Linked DNA regions of Homo sapiens: regions 2, 3 and 4 are each linked to region 1. A link is a loop called in an ENCODE intact Hi-C map of the cell type or tissue named here. Cell type or tissue: dorsolateral prefrontal cortex. All regions are shown on one strand. Links, peaks and the distances in the headings refer to the core of each region. The heading gives the core; the rest is flanking DNA. Region 1 holds the start of RPS6 (ribosomal protein S6). Region 2 holds the start of RRAGA (Ras related GTP binding A). Region 3 holds the start of DENND4C (DENN domain containing 4C). Region 4 holds the start of MAP1LC3BP1 (microtubule associated protein 1 light chain 3 beta pseudogene 1).

The links. Peaks named below come from ENCODE experiments on the same cell type or tissue, not always from the same donor. Only the 100,000 strongest peaks of a DNase experiment are listed, where the experiment ranks them.
Region 2: a loop joins it to region 1, with 21 times the contacts of the local background. A loop is called at or near these places in 28 of 110 quality-filtered maps.
Region 3: a loop joins it to region 1, with 6 times the contacts of the local background. A loop is called at or near these places in 35 of 110 quality-filtered maps.
Region 4: a loop joins it to region 1, with 4 times the contacts of the local background. A loop is called at or near these places in 69 of 110 quality-filtered maps.

The regions. Positions count from the first base shown.
Region 1 is chr9:19,377,563-19,382,075 of GRCh38, forward strand. It overlaps RPS6 (ribosomal protein S6), which reads right to left and starts at 2,674. Exons shown (of 6, transcript NM_001010.3): 1 at 2,628-2,674; 2 at 1,925-2,056; 3 at 1,146-1,356; 4 at 806-952. The coding sequence starts at 2,633. RefSeq lists an enhancer at 1,989-3,188. In dorsolateral prefrontal cortex, for the core only: CTCF peaks have their summits at 2,628 and 2,832; a DNase peak (open chromatin) is centred at 2,719; H3K4me3 peaks cover 3,595 bases; H3K27ac peaks cover 3,355 bases.
Region 2 is chr9:19,047,143-19,051,655 of GRCh38, forward strand. It overlaps RRAGA (Ras related GTP binding A), which reads left to right and starts at 2,285. Exons shown (of 1, transcript NM_006570.5): 1 at 2,285-3,883. The coding sequence starts at 2,518. The coding sequence ends at 3,459. It also overlaps a transcript of SAXO1 not described here. RefSeq lists an enhancer at 2,225-2,746 and a silencer at 2,354-2,543. In dorsolateral prefrontal cortex, for the core only: CTCF peaks have their summits at 2,034 (motif pointing right) and 2,233; DNase peaks (open chromatin) are centred at 2,179 and 2,589; H3K4me3 peaks cover 3,317 bases; H3K27ac peaks cover 2,931 bases.
Region 3 is chr9:19,227,984-19,232,496 of GRCh38, forward strand. DENND4C (DENN domain containing 4C) reads left to right here and starts at 2,710. Exons shown (of 33, transcript NM_001330640.2): 1 at 2,710-2,850. RefSeq lists enhancers at 1,868-2,117, 2,502-3,008, 3,009-3,514 and silencers at 2,148-2,447, 2,528-2,897, 3,118-3,257. In dorsolateral prefrontal cortex, for the core only: a CTCF peak has its summit at 2,661; DNase peaks (open chromatin) are centred at 2,228 and 2,628; H3K4me3 peaks cover 2,782 bases; H3K27ac peaks cover 2,570 bases.
Region 4 is chr9:19,462,873-19,467,385 of GRCh38, forward strand. MAP1LC3BP1 (microtubule associated protein 1 light chain 3 beta pseudogene 1) reads right to left here and starts at 517. Exons shown (of 2, transcript XM_047424278.1): 1 at 444-517. The coding sequence starts at 517. RefSeq lists a silencer at 1,873-2,332. In dorsolateral prefrontal cortex, for the core only: CTCF peaks have their summits at 1,986 (motif pointing right) and 2,187; DNase peaks (open chromatin) are centred at 1,959 and 2,209; H3K4me3 peaks cover 972 bases; H3K27ac peaks cover 2,064 bases.

The sequences.
Region 1 (4,513 bases), core at 158-4,157:
CCAGAGAAATTCTTTCAAATTTTGTCAGGAAAACCCAACCTTGACTGACATGCTGTTTATTTAACATAAATATCCCCAAATTTCACCACAGAAATATTGCTATTTGAGGTCCTCACTGGTGAGTATGTTGTCTACTATATGGACAAAAGTTCTTAAAAGGTAAAGCTCCAAAATCCCTAACACCTGCTCCCTAGTATTCTGAGTAAGGTCTCTAACTTCTAATTCTCACAACTCTTAACTATTGTTATCCATATCCTACAGATGAAACAGAAGTTTAAAGCAACTTCTTTTGTAAGCCAAAAAATAATTTTGGGCTGGGTGTGGTGGCTCACGCCCATAATCCCAGCACTTTGGGAAGCCAAAGTGGGAGCATCACTTGAGCTCAAGGGTTCAAGACCAGCCTGGGCAACAGTGTGACCTCATCTCTTAAAAAATATTAATAATTTAGAACATCTGATATAAAATTACAAAGTGTGTGGTGCTAATAGTCCCAGAATTCTCAAACATGTGACTCCTAAACCAGATAGCAATGACCTTAAAGTCAGGTTATTTTTGGATAATGTATACATCAAAGATTCACAAGCAGATTTTCAACGAAATTACTGCACTCTACAAGGCACTGGATATAATAAGCAAGGATTAACACCAACTGGGTATGCTGGCCACCCCCAAATATTTTCTGTAAAAACTCCAAGTGAATAGTGCTAAGGCCTTCCAAAGGCACATATTTATCTTCTGATATGCACACAAAATGATAGACAAATTACCAAAATTAAGCAAGCCCTAATTGCATAATCCCTCCTACCTTCTTTATTTAAGGGCTTTCTTACAACATACTGGCGGACATCATCTTCTTTAGAGAGATTGAAAAGTTTGCGGATTCTGCTAGCTCTTTTGGGGCCCAGGCGGCGAGGCACTGTAGTATCAGTCAGTCCAGGAATATCCTTCTCTCCTTAGAAGAAACAGTTGAAGAGATTTTAATTCAACAACTTCCTTAAGAATCCTAAATCAGAATGTTTAATGTTGAATTGATGGTAGAGAAACAAATCCATTGGTCTGTAAGTCTGGATACTGCAAATGAATAAGCATTTGGACAACTGGCTTTAAATCAATTTCAACGAAAATTGAACACAAGTAACCCTCACCTTTTTTTACAATAACCAAGTTGAGAACGCTCAGATTTGCATCCACAATGCAACCACGAACTGATTTTCTCTTTCTTTCTCCAGTTCTCCTTGGTCTGTAACAGGAATGCCCCTTACTCAGTAGCAGGCGGACACGGCCATGGGTCAAGACACCCTGCTTCATGGGGAAACCTTGTTTGTCGTTCCCACCACTGATTCGGACCACATAACCCTGCAAGAGCATACAATGAATGACACATTTACTATTTCTATTCCAAAATTATACAGTACAGGATTGTGACCTCTGTGAACACACCTATATGAGAAAGTATAATTATGAAAACCAATTTGAACTTAAGCACGTTTTCTCTGTTCAGTGAGTTTTGTCTATATTCCCAACTTGTCAAGTTCAATTATCAAATGTCTTTCAAGTCGCATTTCTAACCGATGTTTTATTAGAGATAACAGCACTAAGAAGATAAAATATCAAACAGCAACAAACAAATCAGATACAACCCTTTTTGGCACTTTGGGGATTATGAGGACAGCTATGTGACATATTGCCAAATGCATGATGCAGGGCAAGAATTATGTTGATGTAAACTTTACGTATATTTTATGGCTTACTCTACGTCCCCCCCTCCAAGGTAATACCTCTAACTTTATAAAGTGGCATTCGGAAGCAACTTACCAAAGGTCAGAAGCCAGAACCCGGAGTCTGAACCCCATTCCAAATACCAGTTACCAATGGCGTTTACCGTCTCTGACTTAAATACCTGCAACAATTTGTCAACTTTTACCTTCCATTCTTCACCCAGAGCGTCAGCAGCAACTTCTGTGGCCATACGCTTCTCATAGAAAGTACGAAGTTTGCGTTCATCGTCCACTTCAATGAGTTTCTGGCAGCCAGTGGCTGGGAAGGAGATGTTCAGCTAAGGATTAAAAGGGGGGAAATAGTTTACGAAACTATCTATACAGGTAATTGTAGAGCCATCTACAAAGTTAATTCCACTGCAAAAAGCCTTTCATGTTGCCTCCACACAAGCAGGAAATATAAGATGCCGACTGTACTCACTAAAAGCACGTGAAAGCAGAGTAGCAGTCAAGAAGCGCCGCACTCAGCAGGACGTTTTCCCCTCAAGCCCCGCGGAATGACTCTGGGGGCGAGGGCACTCCGCAGCCGTTCACCCTCCCGAAGCAAGAAAGCCGGGGTCAAGAGCCGCACCACAGGCCTGCCGCAAACTGGGCAACACGCCGCATCCGTCCCGGCTGGGCGCGGGGACGCCACCATGGCGCTCCCGGCCCGCCGCGGCTCCAGCCGCAATCGCCTGCCATCCGTTCGGCCAAAAAGCTCCATGCCCCAGAAAGGCGAGCCTTCTCCTACTTGAGACCCTTCTCCACCTAAAGCCAGGATCCTGGAGTGCTGGAACTGAGGCAATGCCGCGTTCTGGGACTCGATTCACGTTCCCCAAACCCAGTCTAACACTCGCCACCATCACCTACCTTCATCTTGAAGCAGCTGAACGCCTCCGAGGCGCCACGGAAAAGAGGGCCAACTTCCGCTTAGCGCAGGTCACATAGGCGCTTTCAGTTCTCGCGAGATGAGCAGAAGTACGGGATAGCGGAAGTGAGCATGGGTGGGCGGTACTTCCGGGCGAGATTAATCAGGGCCTGGGAGGTAAAGTCGGTTGGGTGTGGGTCTGAGGTTGTGCCAGTGGTGGTAGTCTGGTAAGGCAAACCCGCGTGTAATTCTGAGGGCTAACCCCTTCCCTGTCTAGTCTTTTCCACGCTGCCTGGGTTTTGGAGCTGGGCGCCAGCGGAGCCCCACTTCTGTCCCAGGCACTTTGCATCTGACGGTACCAAAATAGGAGGGCAAGGCCGGGCGCGGTGGCTCACGCCTGTAATCCCAGCACTTTGGGAGGCCGAGGCGGGCGGATCATCTTAGGTCAGGAGTTCGAGACCAGCCTGGCCAACATGGCGAAACTCCGTCTCTAATAAAAATAGGTAAAATAGCCAAAAATAGGTAAAATAGCCAGGCGTGGTGGGGGGCGACTGTAGTCCCAGTTACTAGGGAGGCTGAGGCACGACAATCGCTTGAGCCCAAGAGGCGGAGGTTGCAATGAGTCCAGATCGCACCACTGCACTGCAGCCCAGGCGACAGAGAGAGACTCCGCCTCAAAAAAGTTCGAGTTCGAGACCAAGTAAACAAGAATAATTTTTACTATCTAAAACTATCACATACCATCTCCCCACTTTAGTGTCACAAAGGTTTGAGTTTAGGACTGTTTTACATTCGAAGTTGAACGATTCTACTGAATCCTCTTTGATCATCTCACATTAATTCATGGAATCTTGGTGAAATGATGCTTTTTAAAATCTGAGTACTGTGTGTCATTTTTTTGTTGAGGTGAAATTGACATAACTAGTCATTTTAAAGTGAACAATTCAGTGGCATTTAGTACATTCACAATGCTGTACAACCACCATCTCTATCGATACAGTTCCAAAACATTTTCATCATCCTAAAAGAAAACCCTGTACCCTGTTAAAGCAGTTGCTGCCCCTTCCCCATTTCGACCAGGCCTGGCAACCACCAATCTGTGTTCTGTCTCAGTGGATGTACCTACTTCATAAAAATGGAATCATACAATATTGACCTTTTGTATCTGTCTTCTAATCTTTTGAGTCGTAGCATGTATCAGTACTTCACTGCTTTTATGGCTCAATATTCTAGTGTAGATATAGACTGCAGTTTGTTTATCCATTCCTCCATAAATAGACATTTGGGTTGTTTCTGCCTTTTAACTACTGTAAATAGTTCTTCTATGTTTGAGTACTTGTTTTAAATTATTTTAGGTATATACCTAAGAGTGAAATTGCTGGGTCATATAGTAGTTCTATTCTCAACTCAGGGAGAAACTGAAACTGTATTCCAAAGCAGCTGAACCATTTTACATTCCCACCGGCAATGTATGAGGACCGCACTTTATCAAAATCATGGCCAACACTTGTTATTTTTTTAATTTTTTAAAAATTTATTGTAGGGACAGGGTCTCGCTTTGTTGCTCAAAGTGAGATCCTGTTGGTCTGGAACTCTTGGCCTCCAGCATCCTCCTGTCTCAGCCTCTGGAGTAGCTGAGACTCATTGTGGTTTTGATTTGCATTTCCCTAATGACTAATGATGTTGAGCATGTTTTAATGTGTTTGTTGGCCATTTGTATATCTTCTTTAGAGAAAAGTCTGTACAAGCTCTTAGCTCCCCCTGTTATTTTTATTGAAGTAGTGGGAGTAAATTAATGTGAGGCAAAGAGAAAGTCTAGAACTATGGGCTAGTTTTTTTTGTTTGTTTTTCCTTTTAAAAATATTTTAGGGTGGCCAAATGCAGTGGC
Region 2 (4,513 bases), core at 514-4,513, 330 kb before region 1:
TGCCACTGCACTCCGGCCTAGGCTGCTGAGCAAGACTCCATCTCAAAACAAAAACAAAAACAAAAATAAAACTTAGCCAGGCATGGTGGTGGAGGCCTGTAGTCCCAGCTACTTGGGAGGCTGAAGCAAGAGAATCTCTTGAACCCAGGAGGTGGAGGTTGCAGTGAGCCAAGATCGTGCAACTACACTCTAGCATGGGCAACAGAGTGAGACTCTGTCTCCAAAAAAAAGAAAAAAAATACATTAGAGGAGACTCCGTAAAATGTGATATCCAGACCTTAGGAGTATTCACATGACAGAATAGAGGAAATACATCATCAAACAATTCAAGAACATTGTTTAGAATTCAAGGGCATGGTTTCCAAATTAAAAGACACATTGGAGAGTCCAGTACAATGCAAATTTGGGCTCAACAATGCCAATTATCATTAAGTTTCAGAACACTAGAATAAGAAAATTTCGAATATGTTTTTAGAGAGGAAAGAATAGATCAAAACCAAGAAGCAGGCATCAGACTACTGGCTGCTAAAAGACGATGGAGCAACAGAGCAATGCCTCCAAGACTCTGAGGAAAAATTATGTCCAACCAATCAAGTGTGAGGGTAAAAACAAAGAAATTTTCAGACATCCAATCTCTTGAAATTTTTACTCTCCTCATACTTTTTATCTGGAAACTATTGGAACATGTGTTCCACCAAATGAGCCAAAAATGAGAAGATGTGAAATCAGGAAAAAGAATACCCAACTCGAAAGAACGGGGAAGGGAAACCCCAGAATGGTGGTGAAAGGCGATCAGATAAGAAGGCTCCAGAAGAGGTAGCACCAAGGAGATGAAACTGAATACATTGAGAGGAGATTTTCCACATACTATATTGTATTATGGAATTTCACTCTATGATTTCCATAAACTACAGCAAAGGCCATTTTTGAACTTCTTTTACTGCACACGTTAACAGTAGGAATTAAAATATTTTTTGAATAAATGAAAGAATGGAATACCTGAATTTGTACAGTACAGTATACACTTTGATAAGGGCTTTAGGCCAGGCACGGTGGCTCACGCCTGTAATCCCACACTTTAGGAGGCCGAGGCAGGTGGCTGGCTTGAGTTCCAGACCAGCCTGGCCAACATAGTGAAACCCCGTCTCCACTAAAAATACAAAAATTAGCCGGGCGTGGTGGCAGGTGCCCACAATCCCAGCTATTTGGGGGACTGAGGCAGGAGAATCGCTTGAACTCAGGAGGCGTAGGTTGCAGTGAGCTGAGATCGCGCCACTGCACTCCAGCCTGGGCAACAGAGTGAGACTCCGTCTCAAAAGAAAAAAAAAGGACTTTAAGGTAGATACAGAGGCTTCAGTATCCTGATGACTCTCATTCATTCTGTATGAACGATACTGGCGACACTGATTCACTCATCTACTTGAAGACCAAGAGCAGAATCATATTATGCTTTGAGAGGGGCACAGGGTAGCCTATTGTTAGGCAAATAGACCGCAGCAAGATTGTCTAAAACCAAATTCCATTTCATCATTTAGTATCTGTGTAACTTGGTCAAGTGACTTAACCTCTCTAACCTTTGATTCCCTAACTTGAAAATAGGGTTATTAATTCACAGGGTTACTGTGAGGATGGAACTAATGCCTGGGATTCCACATTATCATTTCCTCGAGCTTTGGAATTCTAATTATAAATTCTAAAGTCTGAGATTACGGAAAAGCAGATGTGAGAAAGGAATTAAAAGCACCCACTGGAAGCCAGGATGTCTCCTAGGAGGGACTTGCTATTACCTAGCTGCGCAGCAACAGGCAATCGCTTGCCTACAAGTCTCACTTTCCGCGCCTGCACAGTCTCCATCTGCCCTGCCCTTGTACTCACTGGGCCGGGCAAGCTGGGGAGGCCTAAGCGGACTGGGAAGTTAGGCTTTCCCTCCACTTCACCAGTCGGCTGCCCCTGCGGAAACCGGCCCGACACACCTCGCTCCTAAAGCCAGTTGCGGTGGTGGTGGCGGTTGGGGCTTTTTTTGGCCACGAGAGGGCAGCATTTCCCCCGGCCAACCACACACGTACCCCTAGCAACAGCAAACCCAGCTGCAACAGAACAAAAGACCGAAGTCCTCGAGCTTCCCTTCCATCTTAGGGCTCACGCCGCCCCGGTTAGGTTTCATTAGAGCAGCGGCTTTTCAAGGCTCGTCGGGCACGGAGGGCGGAGCGAGGGAGCTCTCGCGAGATCGCCGCCGGAAGTGGGTGGTGGCGGGGACGCAGCGGCTCCCTCCCGGAAAGCGAGCGTATCTCCCGAGCCGTTGCCACTGACAGCCGCGGGCGCTCCCATCTGAGTAAGAGCCAGCCCGTCCGCGGCCTCTCCAGCCCCGGGTTCGCGCTCTCGACTCTCCTGCCTGCCCAGCTGCGCGGCGGAGCGGAGCGAGGCGCGGCCTGCGAGTCCCCGGCAGCCCCCGACCCCTCCCTCGGCGCTGCGTGTAGGCCGCGCCCTCAGGCCCAGTCCGCGGTGCCCCGGCGGGTGATGCCAAATACAGCCATGAAGAAAAAGGTGCTGCTGATGGGGAAGAGCGGGTCGGGGAAGACCAGCATGAGGTCGATAATCTTCGCCAATTACATTGCTCGCGACACCCGGCGCCTGGGGGCCACCATTGACGTGGAACACTCCCACGTCCGATTCCTAGGGAACCTGGTGCTGAACCTGTGGGACTGTGGCGGTCAGGACACCTTCATGGAAAATTACTTCACCAGCCAGCGAGACAATATCTTCCGTAACGTGGAAGTTTTGATTTACGTGTTTGACGTGGAGAGCCGCGAACTGGAAAAGGACATGCATTATTACCAGTCGTGTCTGGAGGCCATCCTCCAGAACTCTCCTGACGCCAAAATCTTCTGCCTGGTGCACAAAATGGATCTGGTTCAGGAGGATCAGCGTGACCTGATTTTTAAAGAGCGAGAGGAAGACCTGAGGCGTCTGTCTCGCCCGCTGGAGTGTGCTTGTTTTCGAACGTCCATCTGGGATGAGACGCTCTACAAAGCCTGGTCCAGCATCGTCTACCAGCTGATTCCCAACGTTCAGCAGCTGGAGATGAACCTCAGGAATTTTGCCCAAATCATTGAGGCCGATGAAGTTCTGCTGTTCGAAAGAGCTACATTCTTGGTTATTTCCCACTACCAGTGCAAAGAGCAGCGCGACGTCCACCGGTTTGAGAAGATCAGCAACATCATCAAACAGTTCAAGCTGAGCTGCAGTAAATTGGCCGCTTCCTTCCAGAGCATGGAAGTTAGGAATTCCAACTTCGCTGCTTTCATCGACATCTTCACCTCAAATACGTACGTGATGGTGGTCATGTCAGATCCGTCGATCCCTTCTGCGGCCACTCTGATCAACATTCGCAATGCCCGGAAACACTTTGAGAAGCTGGAGAGAGTGGATGGCCCCAAGCACAGTCTCCTTATGCGTTGAATATTGCCAAATGCTCTTTCTGAAAATGCTGAATTGCCTTTTTTGTTTGCATCCTTTATTTTTAATATTCATAATGTCGTGTGCTTAAAAGTGGGCTTTGAAGTGTGTGCTGCTTACTCCTTTCATCTTTCTCCCCGCTTCCCCAGTCTTTAAACATTGGACGCTATTTACTCAGCTACCCAGTAGAGCTTGAAGCTGACCTTTCTGAGAAGTTGGTATGGTGTAACACTAAAGTAGGTGGTTCGTGTGTGTTCTCATTACCTGGTTATGATAGATATGCACATCAAAGCCTTTACCAGTATCTTCCTGTATTCCGTATCAGATTGCAAAGACGGAATGTTACTATTTTATCAGCAAGGTATTAAAATGCATTTATAAATTCTTCTTGGCTTCATTCATGAATAAACGTGTTAGCAATTTAAAACATGTCCTTATTTGAAATAACTTGAAAGTGCTTAATATGCAAATCTAAAAATTCTGACTGCCCACAAGTATTGCTTGACTGGCAAATTTGATTCTGTGAATTTAGCCCCCAGCACTTTAGTGATGTTTGGTAACAGCTGTAGAAGCGCTTATGCTATGGACTGAAGCTAGACCACCTGAGTTAGTATTCTGGTCCCTTCACTTACTAGCTCTGTGAACATGGGCAAATACTTAATTTCATTACACTTGTTTCCTCATTGGTAAAATGTGGGTCAGAATACTACTTTATAGCCAGTCGTGGTGGCTCACACCTGTAATTCCAGCACTTTGGAAGGCTGAAGTGGGAGGATCACCTGAGATCAGGAGTTCGAGACCAGCCTGGGCAATATAGAGAGACCCTCTCTCTACAAAAAAAAATTTTTTTTCATTAGCTAGGCGTAGTGGTGCGTGCCTACAGTCCTAGCTGCTTGGGAGGCTGAGGAGAGAGGATTGCTTGAGTCCAGGAGGTAGAGGCTGCAGTGAGGCATAATTGTGTCACTGGCCTCCAGTTTGGGTGACAAAGCAAGACCCTATCTCAAAAACAACAATAAAAAACCACTTGATAGGATGTTTAAAAGGATTAAATTCAACA
Region 3 (4,513 bases), core at 193-4,192, 150 kb before region 1:
GCCTCTGTCTCAAAAAATATATATATATATAAATATATATATATAAAATTTCAAATGAACTTATTTCAGTTCTGGGCCCCTAAGCATGCAGTTGGGAAGGTTGCTGAATCAAGAACTTCCAGATCTGAGAACAGTTAACTCACATGAAAAATTAGTCCCAAAACATTCAAGTTCATTCTATGAAATTTTTGGTGGAAAATGGCAGTGAAAAATCTATGGTAAATCTATAGGACGATTAAGATAGTGAGAAAAATTAAAGAAAATCCTAAGCCTTCCATTGCAAAGTGAGAAAAATCAAGTCAAGTGGAAGAGAGATACTGGCCTCATCCATTTTTCATTTCTGTGGGTGCCATAAAAAAAGAGAGAGAGAGAGAAAAAAAAAAACTCTGAATCCCTGAGAGCTAATTAAATGAATGTACCCATTAAGAAATCTTGTCTTGGTTGGGCACGGTGCCTCATATCTGTAATCCCAGAGTTTTGGGAGGCTGAGGTAATAGGATTGCTTGAGTTCAGGTGTTCAAGACTAGCCTGGGCAATATAGTGAGACTTTATATCTTCCCCTAACCCCCCCAAAAAATTAGTGGGGTGTGGGTGGGTGGTTGGCACAGGCCTACCATCTCAGCTATTCGGGAGGCTGAGGTGGCAGGAAGTTAAGGCTGCAGTGAACCCTGTTTGTGCCACTGCACTCCAGCCTGGGTGACAGAGGGGGGGATCCTGTGTCCAAAAAAAAGGAGGGGGCGAAGAAATCTTGTCTTTCCTTTTCTAGTTGGGATGAGGAAAAATTAAAAAATATATATGTAAATAAAGAAAGAAATCTCGTTTATATTGCTTTAAAACTGCTAATTAATTTAGACTTTGGGAAAGAAGGAAAAGAAGCCCACAAGCTAAATTTTGTTTCACTGTTTCTTTTCTTTTTTTTCTTTTTTTTTTTTTTTCTGAGGCAGAGTTTTGCTCTTGTTGCCCAGGCTGGAGTGCAATGGCGCAATCTCGGCTCTCTGCAACCTCCGCCTCCCAGGTTCAAGCCATTCTCCTGCCTTAGCCTCCCGAGTAGCTGGGATTACAGGCATGCACCACCACGCCCGGCTAATTTTGTATTTTTAGTAGAGACAGTGTTTCTCCATGTTGGTCAGGCTGGTCTGGAACTCTCGACCTCAGGTGATCCGCCCGCCTCAGCCTCCCAAAGTGCTGGGATTACAGACGTGAACCACCGCGTCCGGCCCACAAGCTAAATTTTGAAGTATTAGATCCTTTCTTAAACTTTTGCTCTTCGGATTGTCAATGTCAAAGATAGTTTCCAGGGGGACCAAATTGGCCCCAAACTGTTATTAAATAAGCCTTAACTTTTATTGCTGCGCATTTCTTCTGAAATCAATTCTGACTGCTTACGTGGTTAGAAAAATAGTTTCTGCTATTGAATATAAAACTCAAATTATCCATGGCTATGCAATAAACTTCAGAAATAAATGGACAGCAGTGCATTTATGACCCAGGTATAATCTCACATTTTTATGCAAAAATACAGATTAAATAAGGAGAGTGTAATTTTCAGGAAAATGATTATTTATGTGGATACTCACCAGATATGCAGAAATCTTACCAGTTCTGATTTTGACCTGCCATGGAATCTGAAGTCATTCGCCTTTTTTTCCCCCCAGAGGTAAAAAAGTTATCTCTACTTCAAACCATTTCCTTCTTCCTAAATAACTAGTAATTGCTTTTTCATTTACTATGATAACTCAAAAACGTTGTTCAAAAATATCCTGCAAAATTTGCATTATAGAGAAACGACTCTGCAGGCGTCTGTGTCGATAATGAGGCTACACTTAGGAGGCGTGAGGGTACTGACTATGCAAATGAGCGATTTCTCCATTAGGAATTCCCATCCCCAAATCTGGGCCGAAGGAGAGACACCGAGCGCGGCCAGGGACTCACATGGTGCACTGGAGCCAAGGGGTTTCGGGAAGGGCCAGCGCGCGGGTCTCTCTAGAGCCCTCTACTCATGCGTGGGAATTCCAGATTCCTTCCCTGGGAAGGAATCTTCACGTATCTCCCGGCACTGTCCTCAGTGACCTTCAGCCACTCGGCATCACTTTCCCTGTCTTTGAAAACTCCGAGAGAAGCAGCCGCCACCTGCCTCAGGCCAAGGCAATAAACCCACATCACACCGCCAGTCTGAGCCCTGCAGGAAGGGGTGCACAGCGGCCTCCAGAGCGCTTTCTCCCCAGCTCTGTTTCTGCAGGCTCGGCCGCGCGAACGCTGAGGAGGGGATCGGAGGCCCGCAAGGCTCAGACCCCGCGCCCCGCGGGGGTCGCACAGGGGTCGGGCGGGGGAGGGGAGCGGTGGCTGCAGGGCCTCGGCCCTCCCCGGGGGAGGGGCCTGAGCACCGCACCGCCCCCCTCCTCCCTGCGTCTTCTCCCTCCCACCCCCCGCCCTTTTCCACCCGCCCCCGCAGGAGGAAAGGGAGAGGGAGGGGGAAAAGAAAGTGCTGTTTTGTGGAAAGGGGCGGAAGGCGGGGGAGAAAAAGGGAACAGAAACATGGCGGTCAGGTCTTGGGACGGCTGCGCCGCGGGCAGCTCCTAGGCGACGCGCCGCCCGCACTGTCCGACGGCTCACAGCGCGGAGGCACCCGCGCGGGCCAGCGCTCCGGCCATCGCCCCTGGCTGTAGGCGGCGCCCCTCGGAGACCCTGCCCGCGAGGCGGCGCAGGCGCAGACCGGACTGAGGCGGCGGCGGCCGCTGGAGCTAGTCCCCCGCCCTGCCCTGCCGAGCGCGCCCAGTCCGCGAATCCGGTGCTTTCTTGCCCCAGGAAGAAGCCGTGTCGGGGCTGCGCTGACAGAGGAGCAGGCAGCAGGTGAGGCTGCGGCGCGGGGCCTTTGGCGGAGGAAGCCTGCGCCGTGCCCTCGCGGGGCCTGCGCTGCAAGGCTGGGAGGGCGCGGGACAGGTAGAGCCCGGAGGGCTGAGTTCCGAGTGGCTGGCCCGCGGGGGGTCGCCGAGGAGGCGGAGAGTGGCCGCGGCTGGCGTTCGTGGCCTAGTTTCTCCGCGGTTTCCGGGGGCGGGGAGTCCCCGGATCCTGCGGGATGCAGTCGGGGAAAGGCTGCCCCTGAAGAGCCTCCCCGCGTCGCCCGCCGGGCCCATGAGAATCGTTTGCGTACAAGCGCGAGGGGTCTGGGCCCGGGGGACCGCCGGGGCGACGGCCGCTTTGGTGGGGGCCGGGGTGCGGAGGGAGCAGGATCGGGGCTTCCCAGAGGGGGTCGAGGCTGAGAGAGCGGAGAGCTAGAGCCAGGGGTGGCGGGCAGTCTCGAGAGGAGTCGGGGGACTGAGAAGTGTCGGGGACAACGGGGAGGAGGGGGACCTGGGCAGGTGTCTCTGGTGAATTGAAGACATTTCCTTCTCTGTCTTACGGTGGCCGATCCTCAGGGCTTCTTTGTCGGGGATGACTTTCTAGGAGGGCAGTATCCTTTTAACTCTGGAGTGACTAAACACAAAACCAAGGAATGAAGTCCTAAGGCTGACTCCTGTAAAGAGCTGTAACTTTTTCTGTTTTAAGAATGCTGTCACGTCTTTTTTTTTTTCCTCCCCTTTTCTGCTTGATAGACCTTTTCCCTCTCGAAGACCGTCTTTTATCTGCACTAATAAGGAATTACCCAGTTTTTAAATAGTACCGCCTCCTTCTCCCCTTATGTATGTTTGTCACACGGGAAAATTTAGGGTAGTTACCGCGGGTACTTGTGCAAATTTGAGGGAAAGTGTCATTTCCAGTAGTGAACCCTCAGCTGTCTCTTTGTGCCTCCGAGATACTGTCAAGCGTTGTAGCCTGAGAAATTGACCCACTGAGCCTGCTTAATTGTGTGCAAACCCGTGTTGAGGCGTTCTTCCTAGGCCCTAATTTACGTAGGAATAGGTTTTCCCTTCCGGTCTGTGTATAATGAGAGGGGAGAACGTTAGTGCTAAGGCGCTAAGTTCTGGATAAATACTTGATTTGATGTGATAGTGTGTATTACTCTATCAGAAATGCAGAGCGTTGTATGATTTTTCTGTGTACACGCGATAAGAGCAATATTAGTTGCAAAAGGAAGTTTTCATCTTTGAACATTAAAGGTATCCTTTATTCTTGATCACTATAGCATGCAAAAAAGAAACTATATTTTCTGTCCTGTTCTTTGTATTACTGTTAAAGAGTTGGTAAACTGCCGTCTTGCTGTGAGACTGGGAAGTCGGCAATGAAGTTAGATTTGTATTCATGAACATGATCTGCCTGTCATATAGGCTTGCTTTGACTTGTTTTTTTTTTCAGTAGTGGCAAAGGGTTTTCTGCCACTCAATCCACACTTTCCTCCGCATTGGTATCTCCGTTGACCATTTTGCAAAATAGTTTATTGAGATTAGGGGTCTGATCTTTTGTATAACCTGTTGTAGTGAACTGATCATATGCGACTTGACTTTGGCCAATAGTACCTCGTGCAGTGTACAGTACTACTATTTAGACTTACTGATTTGGGTAATAGAAAAGCTAT
Region 4 (4,513 bases), core at 174-4,173, 85 kb after region 1:
ATCAGAAATTTATTCTGTCACAGTTCAGGAGGCCAGAAGTCCAAAATCAAGGTGTGGGCAGGGTTGGCTCCTTTTGGAGGCTCTGAGCAAGAATCTGCTCCATGTCTCTCCTTCCACTGTCATGGGGCTTCTTCCTTGTGTCCCTGTGGCCTTGTGTCTAAGTTTCTCCTTTATCTTACAAAGACATCAGTCATTGAACTTAGGGCCCACCCTAATCCAGTATGACCTCATCTTAACTAATGACATCTGCAAAGACCCCATTGCCAAATAAGGTCACATACTGAGATTCTGGGTGAAGGTGAATTTTGGGCAAACGTTATTTGAACCACTCACTACACTGTCATGTGCCAGGAATGTGGAATCCCCTCCCCACTTTTAGCTAAAACCGCCAGAATGGATTTAGCGTTGTGGAACCTCTAGACTCCTCCCGTGTGTGCACGCACCTTGTATGCACACATAGGTGCACACTGACAAGTGCTGGCACACACATGCCCAGGGCTTCCTCTTTCTCTCCCATGGTCCCTGGTGAAATTTCCTGTAATACCTTTTCATGCCCTCCCTCCGAGGCGGGGAGGGGTACCGCTATCTACAACCAGCTGTGGAAAATACCCCGAGAAGCAGTGAAGGGAGGCAGCACTAAGGAGGAGAGGGGTGTGGGCTGAGCTAGGAAAGAGGAGGTTTTAGGAAGCTGGCCTGGGGGTTCACTTGGAAGAAAACCTGTTCTCTTCCCAAATCTTAGGATGTCTGGTGGGATAAAGCCATCCAGTCTGGCCTCTCCCTACCCGCACCGCCTGGCCTCCTCATCTTTGTATTCCCAGAGACAAACCCAGGGCCTGGGAGACTGAATCCAAACATCAATTTACCAACCAATCAATCCGTAGAGCAGCGGTCTCCAACCTTTTTGACACCAGGGACCGGTTTCATGGAAGACACTTTTTTCCACAGACTGGAAAGGGCTGGGAGTGTGAGGTGGAGAATGGTTTCAGATGGTTCAAGCTCATTACATTTATTGTGCACTTTATTTCTATTATTATTACATTGTAACGTATAATGAAATAATTATTGTAATATAAGAATAATAATTATTATTACATTGTAATATGTAATGAAATAATTACAACTCACCATAATGTAGAATCAGTGGGAGCCCTTAGCTTGTTTTCCTGCAACTAGGTGGTCTCATCTGGGGATGATGGGAGACAGTGACAGATCATCAGGCATTAGATTCTCATAAGGAACATGCAACCTAGATCCCTCCCATACGCAGTTTACAACAGGGTTCACACTCCTATGAGAATCGAATGCCACTGCTGATCTGACAGGAGGTGGAGCTCAGGCGGTCATGCTTGCCTTCGCCCCGGGGCTCACCTCCGTCTGTGCAGCCCGGTTCCTAACAGGCCACAAAGGGGTACTGGTCTGCGGCCTGGGGTGTGGAGACCCCTGCCTTAGAGCAAAAGAGTTTTGGGGTGTGGTGAGAATACCTTGCCCGGGTGAGGAAGGCTTCCTGGATTGGAATGCGGCGTCCAAACTGATACCTGACGGGCAGCGAGCACTAGGCCAGGGGAAAGGTCTCCAGGCTGCCAGACCGCTGGGCAGATGATGGCTCTTCTGTCCACGGCACCTGGTTGGATGTCAGGAGTACTGAGGAGTGTGTGTGTGTGCGTGTGAGTGTGAGTGTGTGCGTATTTTTGTGCAGAGCAAGCGTGAAAGAAGCCAACAGGAGCCATACCCATGAGTTGAAAATATCAGAAAGGGGAGCTATGACCTGCAAGACACATTGTGAGTGTGGTGTCTTGGCCATTGTCCGCTGGGACCACAGGAAGGTCAGGGATGCACTTCTGCTTGGTCCTACGGCTGGCAGTTGGGAGATGCGGGCGTGGGGAGCGGAGCCCGATGAGTGTAGTGTCTGGAGCGGACTGGGAGCAGCTCGGCCTGGGTGTCCGAGGAGCGGGCGGGCGCTGCTCCGGGCGCCCACCAGGGGGCAGTGCTGCCGGGCGAGAGCGCGGTGGGCTGAAGGGCGCGGGGCTGCGGGGCTCGGGGGTGTGGGACTAGAAGGCGCGTGGCTGTGGGACTAGGGGCTGGCGGGCGCGGGGCGCGGGGCGCAGGGCTGCGGCGGGGGCGGCCAGGGCGGCTTTTGCCTCCCACGCAGGCAGGAGAGAGTTCTTGCGTGCCTGCCTATACTCGCCGCCGGGCATGTTTCCAGGTGAGCGGACCGTGCTGACTCTGGGCTGCAGAAATGCGCCCCCAGAGGAAAGCTCTGCGCTTTGCGGGAGCTCTTTAAAGCCAAGGTTCCAGAGAATGGATTTACCCCAAAGCTGATAACGCTAACGCTTCTGCCACCCCAAGGCCGTGTTCATGCATATATCTATACGAGATTCCCTGAAAGTGTGTATGTTTCAGGCCCACTGGGCTCTGCCTCTTGGTGACTCCACTCCAGGTTTCAGTTTGGTTGGCCCCTTGACGGTCTAGATCCCTAACCCCCAGATCCACCAGAGCTACTGAGAAACTGGGGCAAGCCTCCACAGAGACAAGCGACTTGGGGTATGTGTGGGTATATGGGTGTGGATGAGAGAGTGAGCGAGCGAAGGAGTTCAGCAGTATAGATGCCAGTAGCACCTACCCTTCCAGTTGTGACAACCTAAAGTGTCCCAAACATTGTCAAATGTCATATATCTGGCGAGGAGAGCCGGGAGTTGTTCCTGGTTGAGAACCACTGATTTAGAGATTGTAGCTTTCCTTTTCCATTGCTGCTTATGGGTTAAGCCTCACGTCTTTTCCAGAGGGGTTGTATTGTGACTTGTACAGCCTCTTCCCGGAGATTTCTACCCACCAAATTGAAAGGGTCACAGGCCGACTCCGGGGGTGAAGAGCCTGGGTTCAACCGAGGAAAGGGCCAGGGGCCTCCTTTCCTCCTGTGGCCTCGGCTGCAGCCTGCGAGCTGGGGAGAAAGTAGCTGCTGGCCTGGCCGGGGGTGCTGCGCTCTGCTCCCAGTTTCTCTCTTCCAACAGTTAGAACATGAAAGCTGGAAGCGATCCTAGAGGGTGTCTAGTTCAACACCTGCCCCTTCCCTTAAAGAAGTGTTTACGATGAGAACACTGACATTCAGAGCCCTGAAGCGTGTCTTCCAGGGCTGCGTAGCTTTTATGAGGTAGAAGACCAGGCCCAGGTGTCCTGACTTCCAGCCTAGAGCTTTTACTGCTCCATGGGCAGCCTCTCTGAGTCCCCTATTAAAATGCAGTCCCCCTGGAGGGCACACACCATAAACTAGATGAGTGGCTGCCTAATAAATGACCCTGAAACTTAGTGGCTTGAAACAAAAATAAATAGTCTCTCAGTTTCTCTGGGTCAGGAATTTGGGAGCAGCTTGGCTGGGCAGTTCTGCCTCAGAGTCTCTCATAACTTTCAGTGAGATGTTGGTCAGGGCTTTTGAGTATAGACTTTGGTCAAGAATCTTCTCTTGGCCGGGCACTATGGTTCACACCTGTAATCCCAGCACTTTGGGAGGCCATGGTAGGAGGATCACTTGAGGCCAGGAATTTGAGGCTAGCCTGGGCAACTTGGTGAGACCCTGTCTCTACAAAAAGTACAAAAATAAGCCGAGTGGGGTGGCATGTGCCTGTGGTCCCAGGTACTTGGAAGACTTGGGTGGGAGGATTGCTTGAGCCCAGGAGGCCAAGGCTGTAGTGAGCCATGATGGCACCACTGCAACTTCAGCTTGGGTGACAGAGTGAGACCCTGTCTCAAAACAAAACAAAAACCCACAAAAATCTTCCACAAAAATCTTCTCTAAGCCTCAATTTTCTCATCTGTAAAATGGAGATAATAACAGAAGTTATTTCATAGGCTGTTATGAGGATTAAAAAAATAATTCTTTTGTGGCAGAGATTTTCAATTTCTTACTCTAATATCACTTCCTCTTTCTTCCTTTGTAATAGAAGCTCCAATATTTAGCTGGAAAGTTGGCTGCCTGGAATAAAAGTCTCCATTTTTCATCTTTTTTTGTTTTTCCAACCAGTTCTGTCTGAAGACATGTATAGAAGTGGTATATGGCACCTTTCAGGGAACTTTCTTTAAAAAACAGTATCTCCATTTGCTCCTTTTATTTGTTGCCCTCCTCTACTCTGCTTCCTGGAACGTGGATGTGATGGCTGGAGCTCTGGTTGCCAACTTGGGACACAAGGATGAGCATCATACCCCTGGGATGATGGAGTGATGGACAGGAAGGAGTTTGGGTTCCAGAAAGTTCTGTGCAATTGTCATACCAATCTTGCACTGCCTAGGTGATAGAGAAATAAAATTAAACTTGTTTTTTTCGGCCGGGCGCAGTGTCTCGTGCCTGTAATCCCAGCACTTTGGGAGGCCGAGGTGGGTGGATCACTGGAGGTCAGGAGTTGGAGGCCAGCCTGGCTAACATGGCAAAACCCCATCTCTACTAAAAATACAGAAATATTAGCCGGGTGTAGTAACACACGCCTTTAATCCCAGCTACTTCGGAGGCTGAGGCGGGAGAATC